Regions from separate parts of the Homo sapiens genome. Here all the other regions are linked to region 5. The links are chromatin contacts, found by Hi-C or POLR2A ChIA-PET in ENCODE. All regions are on one chromosome and are shown on one strand. Each heading gives the region's core, a stretch centred on a gene start or an enhancer-like site at or near the end of the contact. The rest is flanking DNA. Distances are from core to core; before and after follow the strand shown.

What was found. Hi-C counts contacts between places; a loop is a spot of excess contacts on that map. ChIA-PET counts read pairs that join two places held with the same protein, here RNA polymerase II (POLR2A). Pooled maps may share reads with other maps.
Region 1: a loop to region 5 is called in a map of aorta, with 2.3 times the contacts of the local background. The contact joins two enhancer-like sites. A Hi-C loop is called at or near these places in 10 of 168 maps with a recorded cell type or tissue (IMR-90, aorta, ascending aorta and 4 more), 1 of 37 single-sample maps with no recorded cell type and 7 of 50 pooled maps. POLR2A ChIA-PET finds 5 or more read pairs at or near these places in 1 of 52 experiments (activated CD4-positive, alpha-beta T cell).
Region 2: a loop to region 5 is called in a pooled map, with 2.0 times the contacts of the local background. The contact joins two enhancer-like sites. A Hi-C loop is called at or near these places in 2 of 50 pooled maps. POLR2A ChIA-PET finds 5 or more read pairs at or near these places in 2 of 52 experiments (PC-9 and WTC11).
Region 3: a pooled map shows a loop between it and region 5 (2.0-fold over the local background). The contact joins two enhancer-like sites. A Hi-C loop is called at or near these places in 2 of 37 single-sample maps with no recorded cell type and 9 of 50 pooled maps. POLR2A ChIA-PET finds 5 or more read pairs at or near these places in 1 of 52 experiments (activated CD4-positive, alpha-beta T cell).
Region 4: a pooled map shows a loop between it and region 5 (2.4-fold over the local background). The contact joins two enhancer-like sites. A Hi-C loop is called at or near these places in 3 of 37 single-sample maps with no recorded cell type and 5 of 50 pooled maps. POLR2A ChIA-PET finds 5 or more read pairs at or near these places in 1 of 52 experiments (activated B cell).

The regions. Positions count from the first base shown.
Region 1 is chr5:159,751,306-159,754,005 of GRCh38, forward strand. LOC105377688 (a long non-coding RNA gene) reads right to left here. Exons shown (of 4, transcript XR_001742949.2): 2 at 436-504. Among named protein-coding and RNA genes, the nearest start is that of LINC01847, 120 kb to the right of the region's middle. Within about 2 kb of position 1,391, at least 3 of the 41 ENCODE cell types and tissues checked have a DNase peak (open chromatin) inside an H3K27ac peak, as active enhancers do; they include ascending aorta, where a contact is called at or near this core.
Region 2 is chr5:159,803,970-159,806,669 of GRCh38, forward strand. The region is part of intron 2 of LINC01847 (long intergenic non-protein coding RNA 1847); the gene reads right to left. Among named protein-coding and RNA genes, the nearest start is that of LINC01847, 66 kb to the right of the region's middle. Within about 2 kb of position 1,287, at least 2 of the 41 ENCODE cell types and tissues checked have a DNase peak (open chromatin) inside an H3K27ac peak, as active enhancers do.
Region 3 is chr5:159,876,822-159,879,559 of GRCh38, forward strand. It overlaps a transcript of ADRA1B not described here. Among named protein-coding and RNA genes, the nearest start is that of LINC01847, 6.8 kb to the left of the region's middle. Within about 2 kb of position 1,332, at least 22 of the 41 ENCODE cell types and tissues checked have a DNase peak (open chromatin) inside an H3K27ac peak, as active enhancers do.
Region 4 is chr5:158,957,084-158,959,783 of GRCh38, forward strand. All of the region lies in intron 6 of EBF1 (EBF transcription factor 1), which reads right to left. Among named protein-coding and RNA genes, the nearest start is that of EBF1, 140 kb to the right of the region's middle. RefSeq lists enhancers at 737-1,599, 1,328-1,397, 1,428-1,477. Within about 2 kb of position 1,313, at least 5 of the 41 ENCODE cell types and tissues checked have a DNase peak (open chromatin) inside an H3K27ac peak, as active enhancers do.
Region 5 is chr5:159,450,074-159,452,773 of GRCh38, forward strand. It overlaps LINC01845 (long intergenic non-protein coding RNA 1845), which reads right to left. Exons shown (of 7, transcript NR_027110.2): 6 at 2,509-2,700. Among named protein-coding and RNA genes, the nearest start is that of LINC01845, 15 kb to the right of the region's middle. Within about 2 kb of position 1,283, at least 8 of the 41 ENCODE cell types and tissues checked have a DNase peak (open chromatin) inside an H3K27ac peak, as active enhancers do; they include ascending aorta, where a contact is called at or near this core.

The DNA.
Region 1 (2,700 bases), core at 141-2,640, 300 kb after region 5:
ATTTATCTAGTTCCCTTGAAGTAGATTAATTGCATTAATGACCTCATTTATTTATCCCTACCTTCATCCATATCCTTTGACATGCAGGTATATATTCCCTTCATACTGATTCTGCATTTAACCACATGACTTGCTTAGGCCAATAGTATGTTAAGTTAATGTGACACAAAGGCATGAAAAGCACTTGTACAATTGGGCTTGCTTACTCTTACTCCTGTACCTTTACCATGAGAACAGGCCTAGGCCAATCTGCTAGAGGATGAAACACATAGAACAAAAGCCATGTTGACCAGGCAGTCACGCCCATTGAGGTCATCCTAGACCAACGAATAGTCAGTCAACTCCCAGACATATGAGCCTAAACCAGAAGAACTGCCCAGCTGAGCCCAGCCTAAACTTCCAACTTGCAGATTTGTAAGCTAAATAAATACTCACCATTTTAATCCTCTAAGTTTTCGGGTTTTTTTTGCATCTTGTTGTGGTAATCAATAACTATTTCACTCCCTGATAAGGAGACCAAGAATTTTGTGTTACATCTTATCCATCACTGTGTCTTACAAACAGAAGTTAATAAATATTTGCTAATGGAAATATGTTAAGGACTCTCAGCTTTCATAAGGTGTCAAACTCTGAAGCTCTCCAATTTCTCCAACCCTCTAAAGTGATATGAGAGAAGTGGAATTCCAATATTATTTAAAGTTTTCTAACATTCAGATACTCTCTGAGGTAGTTTTTCTGCAGTACTTCATTTAATCTCCACAGTACCTTTGAGAGGCAGGTATGAATTTTCCCATTTTAAAGATGAAGAAACTGAGGATAAGAGAAGTGAAGTAAGTTACCTAAGGTCACACAACAAGAGTGGTAGAGCTGGATTCTCCCTGTAGGTGAGCCTGCTTCTCAGGCCAGTGCAATCTCTGCTACATTTGAATGCCTTACACCCCTTGCTCTAAGGGTTAGAACCACCTCATTTGGCCTTTCTCTAAATACCATCTTTTTCTCCAGTGGTGTCATATTTGTTTATCTTGGATCCTAGACCTTTATTAGATTTTATTTTCTCTCATCATACTGGAAGATAATCTATTTATTGATTAGCATACTTGTTTGATACTTTAAAAATTACAAATTGTTGATTTCCTTGTATTTGTTTCTAAGAAACTTTATTCATTGTAAATAAATGAGGGAAGAAGTTGCTTTCCAAAGATCTCGAGAATCTAGCATTTTCTTAGCCCAAATTTGGCCCTTACTCTGGGTTTCTGGCCCCAATATTTGAGTTGTTCTCCTCTCCACACCCAACAGAAGTTATTTTTAAGTTGCATTTTATCCAAAGAGCATTTTTCAAAGAATGCCTTGGAAGGTCCTGGAGTTTCTCTTCAGCTCAAGAACTGTCCCTTGGCCCCACCCCGTCAGTCTAGGGAGTTTATTTTGGTCTATGCAAGAGTCGCATGTTTTCTTTTGATGAAGTCATCTGGGTATTTTGCTTCCATGCCCTTGGTCCTATTTCCTTAAGAAAGGCTGGTCTCTCTGTGATCTGCCAGGGACAGAGAGGTGGGCCCTCTTTTCTGTCAGTTAAGAAGCAGAATCACCACGAAGACCCTGCCTCTCCAACCCCAACCACACCCATGGCTTCCCCTGGGTACCCCCCAATCCAAATCCTTCTCTTTCTTCTGAGCCCAGCCCATCCCCCTCTCTGCCACAGTGAGCTCCCTGACTCATGAATTTGTAACAATATCCCTCTTTTCTGAATGATTAGAAAACCTAAAACACTTGATTGTCTATTTATTTAGCACATACAGACGGTCCCCAGTGAATGATGATTCAACTTACAATTTTTCGACTTTACGATGGTGTAAAAGCACTACACATGCAGTACAAACCGTACTTTGAATTTTGAATTTTGATCTTTTCCCAGGCTAGCAATATGCAGGATGATACTCTCTCATGATGCTGGGCATCAGTGAGCCATAGCTCCCAGTCAGATGTACCATTAGAAGGGTAAACAACTGATAAGCTTCAGTGTGCTATATCCGATAAATTACCTAAGATAGTCAACACTTTATTATGAAATATGAAATAGGCTTTGTGTTAGATGATATTGCCCAATTCTAGGCTCATGTAAGTGTTCTGTGTATGTTTAAGGTTGTCAAGGCTAAGCTGTGATATTCATTGGATAGGTTAGGTATATTAAACATATTTTTTTAAAAAAAATTTATTTCGATAAGTTTTGGGGGAACAGGTGGCTTTTGGTTACAAGAGTAAGTTCTTCAGTGGTGACTTGTAGGATTTTGGTGCACCTATCACCCGAGCAGTATACACTGAACCCAATTTGTAGTCTTTTATCCCTCACCCCCCCACACACTTTCCCCTGAGTCCCCAAAGTTCGTTGTATCATTCTTATGCCTTTGCATCCTCATAACTTAGCTCCCATTTATGAATGACAACATGTGAGGTTTGGTTTTTCATTCTTGAGTTACTTTACTTAGAATAATAGTCTCCAATTCCATTTAGGTTGCTGTGAATGCCATTAATTCGTTCCTTTTTATGGCTGAGTAGTATTCCATCATATATATATAGCACAGTTTCTTTATCCACTCGTTGATTGATGGGCATTAGGGCTGGTTCCATATTTTTGCAATTGTGAATTGTGCTAGTATAAATATGCATGTGCACGTATCTTTTTTGTATAGTGACTTCTTTTCCTCT
Region 2 (2,700 bases), core at 37-2,536, 350 kb after region 5:
GTAATTAATTTAATTGAAATGAATCTATGGCTAGACACTGTCTCTCCAGCAAAAATGTAGCTGCAAATGCTTCCTGGGGGCAAATTTGAAGAGTAACATGAAGTAGAGTTGACCTAAGAAGAAAATAAAGAAAAAAGCTAAATATCCAGGATAGTTCCATGATTTTAGATGGTGATTTTTGGTATTTAAGTGGATTAGGATATAAGGTAGGGAGGAGTAAAGAAATGAGGGAATATTTGCCACTAATATACCATTGATGATGATAATGATGATAGTTACCATTTTATGAGCAGTTACTACATGAAAGTGCCATGTCACGCAACTTATATCCATTGTTTCATTTCCTCTTCATAGCTACACTAAGAGGTAAATGCTACTACTGTTTCCATTTTATAAATGAAAAAAAAATGAGGCTCAGAGAAGTTAATTCCTTTCACAATGTCATATAGTCAATATGTAGTAGAGGCAGAATTTGAACCCAGTTTTGATTATTTTAAAATAGCATATTTAGCCAATTCTGTAGCTGAATCCTAAACTTCTCTCTTCTTCTAATGCAAACAATAAATTAAATAGTAATTTAAGTTTTATAACTACTACTACATGTTAAAAAGAAAAACCCCATGTTGGATAAGCAGATTTATTTAACAATGTAATAATAATTTCCAGGGCCTTATCAAGGGTTAGCTATGAATTGGAAATTTTAAACAGTGATATTGTGGGTTTTATCTCTTATCTACAACTCTGCAAAGAAGATATAATAGACCATTTTACACATGAGAAAACTAAGCTCATGCAACTAAAACAACTTCCCTTATTCCCAGAGGTGACAAATGGCAGAGGACAGATCTTGAATACAGGCCCTGATTTTTCCTTTGATCTCTGCTGAGGTAGTATTATACCAGGAACATATTCTGCTATATGGAAAATGTGGTTGGAGATAAGCTATGGAAAAGACATTATAATTCAGCCTACTTTTTAAGTTCTGAGTCTCAAGAGGGTTGTTTTGTTTGTTTTGCTTTTTCTCTTAATGAAATTATTCAAAGGCATCTCTCAAATGTTTGGGATTTGAGTAAGAAATGCCAAAACATGCTTCTTCTCTTAAGAATGTTCTTCTCTGTCTGTTAAAATCTCTATGTAATTTCAGGCAAAATTTAATTCATCTGTTTCTGATTCACTTCCCAAACTTACCACCATGTTTCGTAGAGGCCATTTAAAGTCTATGACTTTCGGAGTTGCTCTGAGCTACTTGTCTTTAAAATAGGAAGTTAGATTTTTTCATAAGGGCAGAGGACTTGGCCTCAGAGGAAAGGGGATGTGTTCCAAGTCCCAAGCCACAAAGTGCATGTGGTTTCCAAACCTGGCTGGTGTCTGCTTCTCCACCCCTCTACTGCAAGCCTCAGCACAGTGACTTCACTCAACAGCCAGAATCAGAATTTATCTCCCTTTTCTGTTCAAAATTCATTATAATATTTGAATCTAATTTTAAGAGCAATCAGAGACGAAAAAGAAATGAAGGACATCCAAATCAGAAAGGAAGAAATAAAATCCTTGTTTAAAGATGACATGATTCTATACGTAGAAAGCTTTAAAGACTCCACACCAAAAAAAAAAAAAAAAAACTGTTAGAACTAATAAATGAATTCAGTAAAACAGCAGGATACAAAGATCACTGTACAAAAATTAGTAGCATTTCCTTACATCAACAACTACTTATCCAAAAAAGAAAATCAAGAAAATGATCCCATTTACAATAGCATTAAAAAGAATAATTATAAAGCTATGATAATCAAAACTGTATGGTACTGAAATAAAGATAGACACATAGACCAATGAAAGAGAAATAAACCCAAATATACAAGGTCAACTAATTTTCAACAAGGGCACTAAGAATACACAAAGGGGAAAGGATAGCCTCTTTAATTAATGATGTTGGGAGAACTGAATACCAACATACAAAAGAACAAAACTGAAACCTTATCTTACACCTACCAAAAATCAATTCAAAATGGATTAAAGACTTAAAAGTAAGACTTGAAACCATAAAATTCCTAGAAGAAAACAAAGGGGAAAACTTCTTGACATTGACCTTTGCCATGATTTTTTGGATATGACACCAAAAGTTCATGAAACAAAAGCAAAAATAAACAAGTGACACCTGCACGTTGTGCACATGTACCCTAGAACTGAAAGTATAATAATAAAAAAAATTTTAAAAAAATAAACAAGTGAGACTACATCAAGCATAAAAGCTTCTGAGCAGCAAAGGAAACAATCAACAAAATAAAAAGGCAATCTGTGAACTGGGATTACCTAGTTCTTGGTTAATTATTTTTAATGCATTGAAATTTATTGCACAAATAAAAGAACTGCTTTTTTAAAAGATGAAAAATAGGAACTATGTTTAAAATAAAAAATATTTTTACTCTTTTCCAAGTTTCCTTCCAATTCTTGTTTACATATACTCACGAATTTTTACACAGCTGCAATGAAAGTGAATACATGATTTGGTAGCATACAAATGTTATTTAATCATAAGTATGTTTCTTCGTTGCTATTTGGTCTAAATTGTTTTTAGTGACTGCATAATATGCTATAAAGTTGATGTCCCATAGCATAAATTCAGGAGTTTTAGATTCTTTCAAACAGTTTGAGATATGTATAAAGAGTTAATACATTCAGAGTTCCATTTCTGGTATGGTA
Region 3 (2,738 bases), core at 82-2,581, 430 kb after region 5:
GACTCTATGTATGACCAGCTGACAGTAAAGTCATTTTGTTATGAACTCTACCACTCCTCCCTTTCACCGTTAGGGGCCTGGCGCTTGTGTTTCAGGTACTTGCCTGGCCATCAGAGAGCAGGTTCCCATCCCTACCAAGGGCCCAGAATTTGTTCTCCAGATTTTCTTCCCCTAAGGGGTGCACAAAAAGGAGTTGCCTTTGAGAGCAGTCGTGGGACTCAGGCCTGCAGTCAGAAGGGCAGCCCCTCTGGTTGAAGCTCTTTACTAAAAGGACTGATGATGTGTTTTCTGGAATGGGAGCCTCAGTTCATAAATCAAGGCTTGTTGCCTGCCCCTTTTCGCCTTCTCAGAGCCGTGCGCTCTGAAAAACACTTAGCAAATAAAGTTTCAGCTCCCGGTCCCCTGTGTCTCCCCTCCACCCTTTGTAAACCACTCTGCTAAGCTAGAACTGAGCAAAGCTGATGACCTCAGAAGACCCGGGGACAATAGGAGAACTCTGTCCAAGCCTCTTCCCTCCCACTGCACCAGATGGGAAGGTCATGCCGGGAGCCAGCTCTGGAGAAGTCCTTCATGCCCTCTGGTTGCCGTGCACCCAATCTTTGGGTGCAACAGCACATCAGTTGGCAAATGTCAAAAACCGAGAAAATAATAATTTCAGTACTCCATGTTGGCGTCATGCTCTCCAGCCTCCTTCTAAACACTTTCATATCTCATATCTCATTGGGTCCTTCTGATGACTCTGAGCAGCCACTAGGGCAGTGGTCACAAAAATCATTAAATCACAGTCATCATAGCCACTATTTTATGGACTCCCTACTGTGCACCAGGCATTGTGCTCAGCACTTTGCACCCATTATGTCTCTCAATGCTCTCAGCCCCATAAGGTAGGTACTGTCCCTAACCCCACTTTATAAGTAAGGAATCCAAAGCTCAGAAAGAAGGTGCAGCGTGCCCAGGGCTGCTCAGTTCACAAACGACAGAGGCAGGCTTTAAGCTCAGATCTCTTTAGTTGAAAAGCCTGGGCTTTTAATAACTACTACTTTATTCTCTCAGTCTAGGAAGTGATGTTTTGATGGCAGCTGGAGTGAATGCTCTTGAAATCCACTTCCTGATTCTTCCTTCTCTCCCGAGCCTTACTTCCTGTTTTCTGACCTCTTCTGGGAACAACCTGAGTTTCAAGTGCCAGATTAGGTGCTCTGAAACCTAGAAAAACAGGTTCAGGTCTCTTCAGCTTGGTCTTGTCAGGACTCCAGGGCTGAACGAGGCCCAAGAATCAGAGGACCAAATGCCGAGGCAGTCTCAGGCAGCTCCGACAGTCCGGGACGCCAGGCCCAGCAGTCCTACAGTTGCCCTCTTGAATCAGTCGGGTCCAGAGATGAGCAGCAGCTGTTACCTAGGCTATGTCAGGGCCAGGAGCCAAGGTAAGGGTCAAGGACTAACAGGAAAGCACATGAGGGCTGAGCACAGGGTTTGCACTGGGCAGCTGGGATCCAGTTCAAGGGGCCTCCTGCCCCAGATGGGAACAAAGCTCCAGGAACACACTTGAGCCAACTGAGAAGAGAACTCCCACTCAGAGTAGGGCTCCAGTCCAAGGAGGGAGGCTGGGAAATAAGGAGCCAATAAACCAGACCATCTCAGGCAGTTCTGGATTCCCTGTTTTCCGCGTGCAATCTGTCTGATTAATTCAGCTAATGTGTTATTGGCTGATAACAATACCTCATTTCCCCCAGGTAGCACATATAATAAGGTGAAGTAACCTATTTCACCATCTTTAATCCTTACCATGATTCCCAAAACATAGCAGGTGTTAGGGAGTCTCCATTTTACAAGTAAGCAAACTGAGGCTTGGAGAGATTAGGTGACCTGTGCAAGGTCTTCTACAGGAAGTGACAGGATTGGAGTCCTAGTCTGCTTAGCTCCCTAAAAAATGTTCTTTCTTTTCTATCATGTATCATGTATCACACTCAAGAACCAGAACTGTGGGGTCTTCACACACTGCAATATTGAATAGATCATGCATGTATCCATTTATCAACTAACATCTTCTCTGTGCTTGGTGCCAGGAGTGCCAGAGTGGATAAGACAGACAGCCTGTACCCAAGGAACTTACTGCTCATGCCCCCTAGACTTTTCTGATGTCGCTCAAAACCCAGCAAAGAGCCAGCTGCCTCCTTACATCCTCACCCCGGCCCTGGGTGAGGCAGGTCGGGTCTGCTACTGCATATTCCTCATGCCACTTTCTCTGCTTGTTACAGAAACCACACTGTTGACAGAGGCAGAGCTGTGGGACCAACGGATTAGACTGTATCATTTTGAATCTAAGCTGCATCCTCTGCAATCAGTGGCCTCTGCTGTCCCAGAGGTTTCTGTTTGTTTGGGGTTGGGAGGATTTGCTCGGATTAGCGTAGAGATTGTCTGTTCACCGGGGAAAGGGGCCCAGTGACTGACGATGGACCAGCTGGAATGCAGTCAGCTTGGCTCCTCCCATGAACCACAGCTCTGGAGTGACACAGCGCTTCTGCTGGCTCCAGCAGCAACAGGCGCCTGCCTGTAAGCACGACGGTGGGAATGACATCTTTTGGTTATCACTCCATCACTGAAACTCTTTAGGAATAATTCCAGCCCCCTCTCCAGCAGCCAGGACTATAAATAAAGATTCCCTGGGGATGCTGAATCCTGCCCTTCATCCTGGCTGCCTCTGTGACTCATTCCACAAGCCAATTCTTCTTCTATCTTCT
Region 4 (2,700 bases), core at 63-2,562, 490 kb before region 5:
AGAACTCTGTGCCAAGCTCTCTGCTGAGTGCTTTCTATACATTATACCATTCACTCTTCACAAGCGCCCTGTGAGATAGACATTATTATCCCCATTTTACAGATGAGAAAACTGAGGCTTCATAAATTTAAACATTACTTGAACAGCCAATAAAATTATAGATATTTACCAGACTTTTCTGTAAGGTATTATTAATACAATGGTAAGCACTGTCATGGATGCAAGAAAATACTGGAATTTAAATGACAAAGATTAAGTCACATAAGAAATGAAAATTGATGAGGCAGGTCTAAGCAGGAAGTCCCAAGAGGGCAGGAACCAAATCTGTTTTGTTGCAAATTAGGTCTGGCATAATATCTGGCCTATAGGAGATGCTGAATCAACAGTTGTAGCTAAATGTAGAAAACAATACGTAGCAAGTGAGTATATTAGAACTCTCTGAACATTTTATCTCCAGAGCACTTGGTTAATCAAGGTTCAAGAAAAAAATGGTCCCAACTCTGCCACTACCATTTCAAAGCTCCTTGACCCAGGGTGTTTCAGGTAAGCCATAGTTCCATGGCATGTGCCTCTTCTTTTTATTTGGGTCTGGCACCAGAGGCTGAATCAGAAAATCTCCATTTCCCTTTGTCCCTATTCTGCCATGGACGCTTCCTCTGCCAAACATTTCATAGTTCCTTTATGGCCGCATGATATTTTTCAAGGGAAATGATTGGCAAACAGCCAATACCCCTAATGCAGAAAAGATGCCAACATCACTCCCAGGTTTAAATACCTTCAAGGAGACCCTCAACTGAAGTGGTCCTTACAACCAATCTGACTTTTTTTCACTCTCTTTTTGTGGGAATATCTTTTACACGAGGCTTAGAGGGAAAAAGGAAAAAATAATAATAAGAAAACGTAAAGAAAAAGAAAACCTGCCTGAAATGAAAAATTCCAATCTTGCCTCTGTAAAAATCCTTCAAGCCCAGTCAGCTGCCCCTCCCCCTTGATCCAAGCCTCTGTGTTTCCCGGCAAAGAGGTTAGAAAGCTGTTGAAAAACATTCTCCTGCTGAATTGAGACTGACATCTGACAGAGCTCGGTGGTGTCCTAACTTGAGTGAATTTAAATGACAAGCTTGGCTTTATAAGTAAGGGATCCTCTTTTACAATAGAACAGCATGATTGCTTCATGGCAGAGGGGGAAAAGAGGGAGAATCAAAGTTTTCTTCAAATCCCCAGTGGTGCCATTGACCTGTCAGAAGGTTGTGACCCACTCCTGTTAATCCATGCAAATCAGATGCCTCCAATTTGCGGTGCTGATTGGAGTACCACACCTTTAAATTCAGGAAGCGGCCTTAGAGTGAGGTTCCGATCACAGAGTTCAGTTCACCTCTCATTTTTTTCTTCTTCAAAAACATGATGACAGCTGACTTCCTTCCCGCCCTGCCCTTACTCAGTCAGGGAAGACTGTCTGATGGTTTCCTGATTAGCATCAAGGCAAAAGCAGCATGTTTTTCATAGGCTATCGCTATTACCTAAATTATAGGCCTGTTGCTCTCAGCATTTTCCCCCCACAGACAGGTTAATATACACATCCCACTGGTATTATTGCTTTGCGAAGTCACCCAGTCATTTTTATGACATAGAGGGGAGAAGGCCTGGAATTCCCCGGAAGAGGCTTCAGATCCAGATGAGAGACTCTTACACAACCAGAAACGCCGTTTTCTAACCATCCCATTCAAAACTTAACAACACTTCCCACGTTCAATGCCATGTGCCGTGCATATTTTAAACCATGGGTAATTTCAAGCAGAAACATTCAGAAAAAGAAAATGAAAAGGCTGGTATTTTGGATATCAGGAATATGTGATTGCCCACACGATTCGCACATTACTCAAGTTGTCCCCAAGTCATCTTGAACTGGCTACTTAAACAATGTAAGTGACCAGAATTTTTGTGCATCATATCAAGGTAATTCAAAATTCTAGTGAGAGGAGGGATTATTTAAAGGACTTCAGTGAATTTGCATTTTCCAAAGCTTGGAAAATAACTTTCTTAAAGAACCCCTGAACCATTAACATATCTGAGGAATAAATAATTGTAATAACCATTTGCCCATATTTTAGAAAATATACTATTCCTAACACCAAAAAAAGATGCCAAACATAAAACAAATCGAAATAAACTAAAACAAAAATATAAAGAAAAACTCTAGCTCTACTTAAGAATTTTTTTTTTTTTTTTGAGACGGAGTCTTACTCTGTCACCCTAGTTGGAGTGCAGTGGCTTGATCTCAGCTCACTGCAACCTCTGTCTCCAGCGTTCAAGAGATTCTTCTGCCTCAGCCTCCTGAGTAGCTGGGATTACAGGAGTGTGCCACCACACCTGGAAGATTTTTGTATTTTTAGTAGAGATGGGGTTTCACCATGTTGACCAAGCTTGTCTGAATCTCCTGACCTCAGGCAATCTGTCTGCCTCGGCCTCCCAAAGTGCTGGGATTACCGGCCTGAGCCACCAGGCCTGTTCAAGAATTTTAAAGACATAAATAATATATAATTCTTTCAAAATAGGAAGACTTTTAAGACAAAAGAATATATATGTATGTATATATATATATACTTTCAAGATAGAAAGACTCAATTTAGTAGAGATGTCAACTTCCCTAGTCTTTAATACATTACTCAACTTTCTAAAGACATTATTTTAACCAAAAATATG
Region 5 (2,700 bases), core at 33-2,532:
ATGTTTAATCAATTTTTGATAGTTGATGAGTCACTGGATGCCTTCCCAGCTGAGTCAGCGAAGGTACCCCTCCTGGGAAGCACAACCCAGGCAGTTCCAAGTACCGGCCTTGTTTATCAGAGGGATGGGACGAGAGGGTGAGGTGTGACTTCCCAGAGCAGCGAGCTTCAGTGTCTGACTACATGGGGCAAGGAAAGACACCAGTGGACAAAAGGTATTTGCTGGGCTTAAGGGTGCGTGACGCATGTTTTTGGTAGTAGTAGCAGATTTGTCTTTTTAAGATGTCTTTTTTGAGCCACTTTTAAAATAACAACAGCTGACATTTATAGAATCTTCATCAGCTTCCAGACAATGTGCTAAGCATTTTACCTGCATTGTCTCAATTCGTCCTTACAGGGAAGCACTGTGGTTATTCCGATTGTACTAAGGATGTGATAGAAGTCACACGATGTGACTTCTGAGGCTAGGACATGAAAGCGTCTACCTGGCTCTCTCAGTCTGTCTCAGGATGTATGCCAGGGAGCCACAAGCCAACTTGTGAAATGTTTGGTTACCCTGCAGGTGCTGTGCTGGAGAGAGCATGTGGAGAGACACCACAGAGAGTGATGTCCAAGGATCCTCTGCTGTTCTAGCCTCCAGATGTTTGGTACCAAATGGAGAGTGAGTGAGGCTTCCAACCCCACCTTTGAGCCACCCCAGCTGATCCCAGTAGAGCAGAGATGAGCTGTCCCCACCAAGTCTTGCCCAGATTGCAGATCTGTGAACAAATAAGAATTTTTGCTTGAAGCCTCTATGTTTTGGGGTACTTGGTCACGTAGCCCTAGGGCTAACTGAAGTATAGTGAGAAGTGACAAGATTCAAGGTTGTATAGCTGCTTAGGGGAAGAACAAAGAAAGTACACTCTCCTTGCATTCAAAGGATATTTCTTCAATTTGCTTGCAGTGTGACCTTTGGCAAGCTACTGAACCTCTCTGTGCCTCAGTTTTCTCATCTGTATGATAGGGATGAAGATGGTATTTCTTCAGAAGGTAGTGATGAGGAATAAATATCTCATTCTTGGCATGTAGGAAAAAGCTAGTAAGTAGCTGGGTTGGGGTTTCAATTCAGGCAGTCTAACCCTAGACTCTTTACTGGTAAGCTCAGGTCCAGAACATTCCCACCAATCCCTGAAAAGGAGGCCAGACGGCAATATCCCAGGTACTCCCATTATTTTCCCCCATACGGCATGATTCTGAGTCCTCCTTGGCCGCCCTTCTCTGTTCACTGGGCCTTGATACATGATTCTCTGAACTGAAGGCCGCACCATCACTCCTCTCTGTTTAGTGCAGCCCGAGATTACACTGGCTTTTTTGGCAGTCACATCACATTGTTGACTCATTCTGAGCTGGCAGTCAAAATCCTAAGTGTTTTTATCACATGTGCTAGCATCAAGCTGCATTCCTTCCCATCTAGGATTGGTGCAATTGGAGTTTTAAAAAATCCAACTGCAGAATTGTTTAGTTTATTAGATTTTGCTCATTGTGGTAGTGTGCCTAGGAAAGAATCCAGATGAGCTCCTCTCCAGGGTTCTCGGAGACACCCTGTATCCTTTTAATATACCTTTCCTTTATTTCTGTAGTCCATTTGAGTGGCTTACTGGTACTCACAACACAAAAAGTAAGCCATAGAGTGACTTCTGGGTGGTCCTTGCTCAGGAGGAAAAGAGGTGTGGCAGGGATGCTGTGGTAGAGGGCAGAGAAAGCAAATGGCAGGAGCGTGTGCCGGGTGCCACGTCTGAGCCGTGGCAGACCTTGCAGCTGATCATGACTCTCTTTTCTGCTGAGTCAGGAAATGGCCTCTACTTTGATTAGCTGCCACCTGAATAGGACAGAGTTGAGGACTGAGGACAGAGACTGCTTTCGAAGTGGACCCTGGCATAATTAATCAGGCTTCAAGCACATCGGTTGTTCGGATGGTTCCCAATTCCCCCAAATGTGCTGCCATCTTACCCTCATTTTCTCAGCTTGCCCACAAAGATAAAATGATATTTTTATCAAGTCTCATTTCTTGCTGAACTACAAGTTCTCTAAGTGGCCGCATCACTTGATCCTGCTACTCTGGCGATACTATGTACAGTGCTTGCTGAAGTGGTCACTCTGGTTGGTGGGTGCCACAGAAGGTGGGTGGCTCAGAGTGGACTGAAGAAAGTACCAGAGTCTGATGGACCTCATTTCTGCAGTCAGTGGTGAGGTGCTGGCTCCCATGGTGGGGGGATTTTCCCAGGTGCCTTAGCTCAGGAAACATATGGTGCTCAGTGGAATGGACCCTGGTGTGTCTCCAGTGGTCTGCATAGCTCCTGGGCAATATGGAAGGACAGTGCTGACTCAAGCAGAGCCTGAGCCATCTCTAGACGCTTTCCCACCTTGTCCTTGAGTCCTACAAATTAGGTCCTAATTGGTCTGTATTCTCCCCGCCCCCTTACTCTCCAGCCTAGGGACGTCTTTCCATTCTGGGAATAGGACGCCTTACCTTTACTCCACTCATATTCTCTCAAATATGTTGTATGTGCACGAAGCCTTCCTATTTGCCTATGCTTAAGCTCTTGAAGCTCAAGGTTAATCATTAACTTCTTTTTTTTGCCACCCCTTTGCTTTCTTTTATGTCAGCTCTTCCTTGAGGGAATGAAGGCAGACTGCTGGGCTGAACACAAAAAGGGGAGCA